Linked DNA regions of Homo sapiens: region 1 is linked to region 2. A link is a contact called in ENCODE Hi-C or POLR2A ChIA-PET data. All regions are on one chromosome and are shown on one strand. The core of a region is the stretch at or near the end of the contact, and the rest is flanking DNA. Distances in the headings are between cores, read along the strand shown.

Region 1 (3,119 bases), core at 297-2,796, 58 kb after region 2:
TCCTCTCTCCCCTCTCTTCTCTCTTCTCTCACCTCTGTCTCCTCCTCTCCCCTCCTCTCCTCTTTTTCTGAGTTGGTCTTGCTCTGTCACTGAGGCTGGAGTTCAGTGGTGCAATCATGGCTCCCTGAAACCTCAACCTCCTAGGCTCAAGTGATCCTTCTGCTTCAGCCTCCCAAGTAGCTGGGACTACAGGCATACATCATCATGCCTGACTAATTCTTTAAAAACATTTTTGTGTAGACAGGGTCTCACTATGTTGCCTAAGCTGGTCTCAAACTCCTGGGCTCAAGTGAACTTGGCCTGCCAAAGTGCTGGGATTACAGATGTGTGCCACCAGTAATTCCGCCTGGCCTAGAATTATTTTCATTCATTTATTTATTCATTCATTCATTTGACAAGTATTATTAAGCACCTACTAAATGCCACATACTATACTAAGTGCTGAAGATACAAGGTTGAATAAAACAGTTATGTCTTTGATAGGGCTAGGTTTCAATAGAGTAGATGAACAATAAGTATATAAGGAAATACATAAAATCATTTTGGGTACTTTGAAAAAAATTAAGCAAGGTAGAGAGTTAGAGAGTGATGGAAGTGCTATTTTAGATAAGTTATGAGGGAAGACTTCTCTATAGGCAACACTGGAGAAGTGACCCAGATAAAGTAAGGACCATGAGGAGGAGCATTCCAGTTAGAGGAAACAGCAAATACAAATACCATGCAGTAAGAGCAAGCTTGGTATATGGGTCTCTTGCTGTGAATTCCTCCAGATAGGGCTTAAGTGCCTAGCACATTGCTTTGGATGAGAAAGTTCTAAGCGATTGAATAGTTGAACCAGTTTAAAACATTGAATTTATTCAAGATCTAGTCATAATTTTTATCTATTTTGCGTTTTTCCTTAGATCAACATTTCCTAAGATGTGTTCAGTAGAAGACATTCCAAATTGATTTACGCAAAATCTAGTTTCACCACATACACCAAAATGGTTCTGTGGTTAAATGAGTATAAGGAACGATGAAGATGTGTATGTCGATATAATACAGGTGTTGCTAAGACCCACAGTAAAACAAACAAGCAAACAAAAAAATGTCTAGTACATTATTTTCTAACCACAACCTTCCTTTCCCATAGAACACACATTACTAATGCACAAGACAGTAAAATTCCATAGAATTCAATTTGGTGGAGCATGTTCCTCAGATTCCTTCATTTTATATTAAGTATATATTTATTAAATTCTTAATATTTACCTGCTTTCATATTTTACGAGTAAAATATAGATGCCAGAATATTACAATGTTATTCTAATTATGGCACAAGAATGTGGATTTTCAACATTCTCTTTAGTACGTTAATGTAATACCTATTTTCACAGCCCCACCCTGCCTAATTTTAGCCTATATCTAGTGATCTTTATTAGCCAAGCCATCTCTTGGGGTATTTTGTCACTGTCAGGATTGGGAGTTAAAATATCAAGAGGCAAGTTTATGAGCCTTGAAGTAAACAAATAGCAGTCAAGGAAACAGAAACAAAGCTTAGAATGCCCAGCGAGAGCTCCTGGCTGGTGACACATCCAGGCTCTGTGGGTGAATTGCCTTTGAACACAGCTCCCTCTGGGAGAAAAGATCCAGCCAATTGCTGGTTCTAACCTGTGTGTTTTTGGTTTCTTCCCCTTTGCACGTCCTCTCTGAATTGGCCTGTTCTATGTTACTGGTGATTGCCTCAAAACTCAGAAGTCATAGTATCAATCTAAGCTTCTTTGCTCACTGATTGGAGACCTCTTTAAGTATTTATTAGTTTTCCATGGTCACCAGCCAGCTGGTGAATGCATGCTTCAGTAACAGGGCTAAATTTGCAAACAGCTGTCAAATAAAGTTGAAACTGTCTTACAACCGTGTATAAGGGTGTTTGTCTCGAAATGCATGTGTATATATCAGAGAAAGAGCAAGAGAGAGAACACCTGGACTTTTGGACAATTTAGCCAAAGATCTTGTAGCCACTGGTGATTTTTAAAAGGAGAAAAGAGCACTTATTCTTATTTTATTGTGGGCACGTCATTTAGCATTACAGGTTTAAAGGCAGCAGGGAAACTGCAAAGCCAGAGTTATTTTTTTTGTTGTTGTTGTTTTTTTATTTTTTATTTTCTGAGGCATTAGTTGCTGTGAAGAAAAACAAGCCAAAGTTTTGCTTGTGGGCAGAAACATCCCAGAATGCATCTGGTGACTGGGCAGAAAGCAAGTACTGGCAAGAGCCCAGGTGCGTTGGCTCCCGACGGCAGTGCAGGAACAACCTAGGCGGTATTCTCAGACTCCGATCAAATTTCCAAGATGGATCCAGTTCAAAATTATCTACTCCGCTTTCACTTATCTAAGATGGTGCTCCAAGTTTAGGATTACAGTCCTCTGAGCTGGGAGTGGAGACTATAGGGAGAAAACCCACTGGTGTTTTTAAATACCATGAAAGGTGTTTTATCTTGTTTAAGTTAGCCGCAGCACACCTGGAAATTAGAAATATACTGTCATTCCTGGGGAATTCAAGGCAGTAAGAATTATTGGGGGTTAACAATTTTCAGGAATTTGGATCGCCACATCTCAGCCCCGGAGTTATTTTTACAATGGGACTTCTTGGTTAAATCTCTAAATTTAAATAGATAAGGATTCAACATATTCTTGAATCTTGAGATCTAGTTTCCCTCATCATGGGCCAAGTAGGAAAGAAAGAAGTGAAACCCTCAAATCACAATGTATCCCTATTTGCCATCCTATCGTGAGCTCCTAAAATCTTATTTTCACACCAAGTGCTTTTTCACCGTCCACTGCAACTGTGATTGTGGTGGTGACCAGACCTGTTCCAGGGGCTCTGAGTCAGGAATGGTGATCATGTGTTCTTTCCCATCATATTCCTGCAGAGAGTAGTGCTAAAAGAGTTTAAAATGAATGAAAGATCCACCTCTCCTAGTTGTTAGAGGAAATAAAACTCTCTAGAGTGAACTTAAAGTGCCCTTCTACCCCTACTTAAAACCTGAGACATACCATCTTTTTTCTTGGGCCCTATACCTATATCTTACCCCCGGCTTTTTGATTATGTCCGTTTGTATGTGTCATTCCGGTGGGGTTAA
Region 2 (2,827 bases), core at 154-2,653:
GTCAGCCCTTGGGTGAAAGATTTGTTTTGGAGATCCTTCCCTTTACCTTTCCAGTATCATTAACTGTTTTCTGGAAGATTCAGGCCCTGCAGCCCCTCAGGATATTACTACCCTAATACTTCTCCTTTCTCCCTTCTCTTTTCTTCCAGCCACCCAAAAGGTCCACAGTGTGGAGCTCCCAACTCCCATAGTCCTGCCCCCATCCTTCTCTATTTAAACCCTTGCCTTTATTCTCTACCATTCCCCTGGTTAGGTCTTGTTCCCTTAGAGCTTTATTCTTGTTCTGGTAAGTTGGCTTTGAATTTTCTCATAAGCTATTTGTCCTTGAGGTATTATTGACTGTTTTCCTCCTCTGTTGCTTCTGGAGTATTTGCATCTTGAGAGACTCTATACCATAATTCAAACCATGTATCTAATGAAAGAATTTTAGTCCAGCAAAGGAGATATTTCAAAGCAAAAAGTGATCCTTGAGAATCATTTAGATTGTATGGTGCTGGTGCCAGTAGCTTGGTGCCTACTGCATGTAGGCATTCACAGTGGGCCTCGGTGATATAACTAGATTAAAAACTTCTAGAAGGCAGGGCACAGCCTATCCCCAAAATTCTCTTGGTAAAGTATCATGCCCAGTGAAGTTTTGATGGGTGTCTTTTATCCTAATGGAATCACACATGACTTCTTCTGTCCCCCATCTTAAGGAATCCCTCCAGCTGTGCTTGGTGGTGACCTTACACCACCACACATAGTGCCTGGAACACAAACTTCCCTCCTTTAGTGCTTGTTATTTTCTGGCTTTGGGCAGGATAATGATCTCAGAGATAATCCCATTTATAAAGGAGAAGAAAACTGTGGCCCAGAAAAGTTGAGTATTTTCCCTAAAGTAACAAAACAAATTAATGGAAGAATCGGGACGAGATCCCTGGCTTCCTGAAGACACAGGTGTAGGTACCATTTACCTCTGTCAGGGCCTAGGGTGTCACTTACTACAGAGCACAGGCTGTGCAGTGGGAATGTGTGGTTTGATTCCTGACTTCATTGCTTACTCTGTCTGTCCTTTGAAAAGATACTCAACCTCTAAACCTGTTTTCTCATCTGCAAAAGCGGGGAGGGGAAGAAATAATATCAACTTTATATAGAGTTGTGAAGATTCTGAGAGTTGTGAGAGTTAAATAAGATTATCCACATAAAGTGCTTAGTACGATGTCTCACATGCAGACCTTCAATAAATGACTCATTATTATACAATTATCACTAATTCTATTACTGTCTCTACACTCCTCATAGCCTAAAGAAAGTGTGAGTGCTGTTTCCCAGAGCGCATACTGCACTGCCCAGGGAGTGGCCAGAGCAGTGAGAGAATCTGGCTGAACAGGTTTTTTCAAAGCAGTGGAAAATAAATCAAAGGTGATAACCCAAATTCGGAAAAAGAATGTACTCCTTTGTTTGTTCTTTCCTAGTTGTGAAAGAACCTTCAAAATGCAATTTATGCTGAAATAAATCAGAAGCAACATGGCTGACTCTCTCTGGTCTGTGTTCTTCCTGACCCCATGAGGATAGACAGTGGTAACTCTGAGTTTCTGCTGGATGTGGTGATAGCTGACCATGTTCTGTGATGATGTCTACACCAGTGAGTGGACAAGATTAGGAGTCAGCAAATCATGCAGAGACAGCAGAGATGTGGGGAGAGGGGAAGCTTCACACCCAGGTACAAAGCATGCCTAGCCCCTTGCTGCAAATTGTTCATCACTAAATGTGAAGTCTCAGGCAACTTGGTTAGAACTCTTTGTTGAAAGTAACAGATGCCCAATTTGTATTAGCTTAAGCAATAGGGAAATTCATTATAAAGATTCCATAATGTATCAAAGAAAACAAGCAGAGCTGACCTGGGATTGGAAACAAGCCCCCGAATGGTATTAAAACGTGTCTCTCCTCTGCTTCATTTTTCTCTCTTTCTACAGATTTGCTTCCTCTATGGCTCTAGTTAACACAATGGAACAACAGCTCACAAGTTCTGTAGATACAGCCACCTAAAGAGAGCCTGGTCTCACTTTCTCCAAATCCAAAATTCCCATGGAAGGGAGTAATTGCCCTGTCTTGGGTCAGGTTCCTTTCTCTGATTACCAATCAGCAATGATATAAGGTTATAATCTGTTGTACCAACATGACACATTCACCATAACTATTTACCACCTGTGAGTGAGAAAAACTACAAATAAGGGATGATTGAAACAAATATTGATGAGCCAGATGACAAAAAGCAGATTTTTCCCACTCAGCTCTATACTGCATCCTGGCCATTCCCATATTCCTCATCATTTTACCTGAAATCTAGGATGTCTCTGTAGTTACTGCCCCTGGCCCCTTTATACTAGGTTGATCCTAGCCCTGAACAAACTAATTAGAGCATGTTAGAGTGTAAATGACATATGCTTTAGAACCACACAAACTTTGAGTTAAAGCCCACTTGCTAGCTGTGTGACCCTGGGCAAGTTACTTAGTCTCTCTGAGTATTGCTTTCCTTATTTATAAATTAAGGGTAATAATACCTTTCTAATGGGATTGTTGTGCAGATTAAGGGAAATAAAGTAACCATATTCAAGTGTTTGATATGTAATATATACTCAGTTATGTTAATTTCCTTTTCTTGATTAGTCTACCTAGAAATCTTCAGGCAGGTGAGAGAGCAGCCATAAGTGAGAAGAGAAGATAGGAGAAGTGATAGAATTTTCTATCTAGGAAATGTTTTCTTGCCTCGTGTATTTTACAGTTATGCTGAGAAAACATTGAATAATTTCAGTGGGTCTGCAGCACTGGGAAAGCCACACTTTGG

Evidence for each region. Hi-C counts contacts between places; a loop is a spot of excess contacts on that map. ChIA-PET counts read pairs that join two places held with the same protein, here RNA polymerase II (POLR2A). Pooled maps may share reads with other maps.
Region 1: a loop to region 2 is called in a map of PC-9, with 9 times the contacts of the local background. The contact joins two enhancer-like sites. A Hi-C loop is called at or near these places in 1 of 168 maps with a recorded cell type or tissue (PC-9) and 2 of 50 pooled maps. POLR2A ChIA-PET finds 5 or more read pairs at or near these places in 6 of 52 experiments (AG04449, HEK293, K562 and 3 more).

Annotation. Positions count from the first base shown.
Region 1 is chr11:96,036,203-96,039,321 of GRCh38, reverse strand. All of the region lies in intron 2 of MAML2 (mastermind like transcriptional coactivator 2), which reads left to right. Among named protein-coding and RNA genes, the nearest start is that of MTMR2, 110 kb to the right of the region's middle. Within about 2 kb of position 1,546, at least 2 of the 41 ENCODE cell types and tissues checked have a DNase peak (open chromatin) inside an H3K27ac peak, as active enhancers do; they include PC-9, where a contact is called at or near this core.
Region 2 is chr11:96,094,732-96,097,558 of GRCh38, reverse strand. The region is part of intron 1 of MAML2 (mastermind like transcriptional coactivator 2); the gene reads left to right. Among named protein-coding and RNA genes, the nearest start is that of MTMR2, 170 kb to the right of the region's middle. RefSeq lists a silencer at 1,480-1,774. Within about 2 kb of position 1,403, at least 10 of the 41 ENCODE cell types and tissues checked have a DNase peak (open chromatin) inside an H3K27ac peak, as active enhancers do; they include PC-9, where a contact is called at or near this core.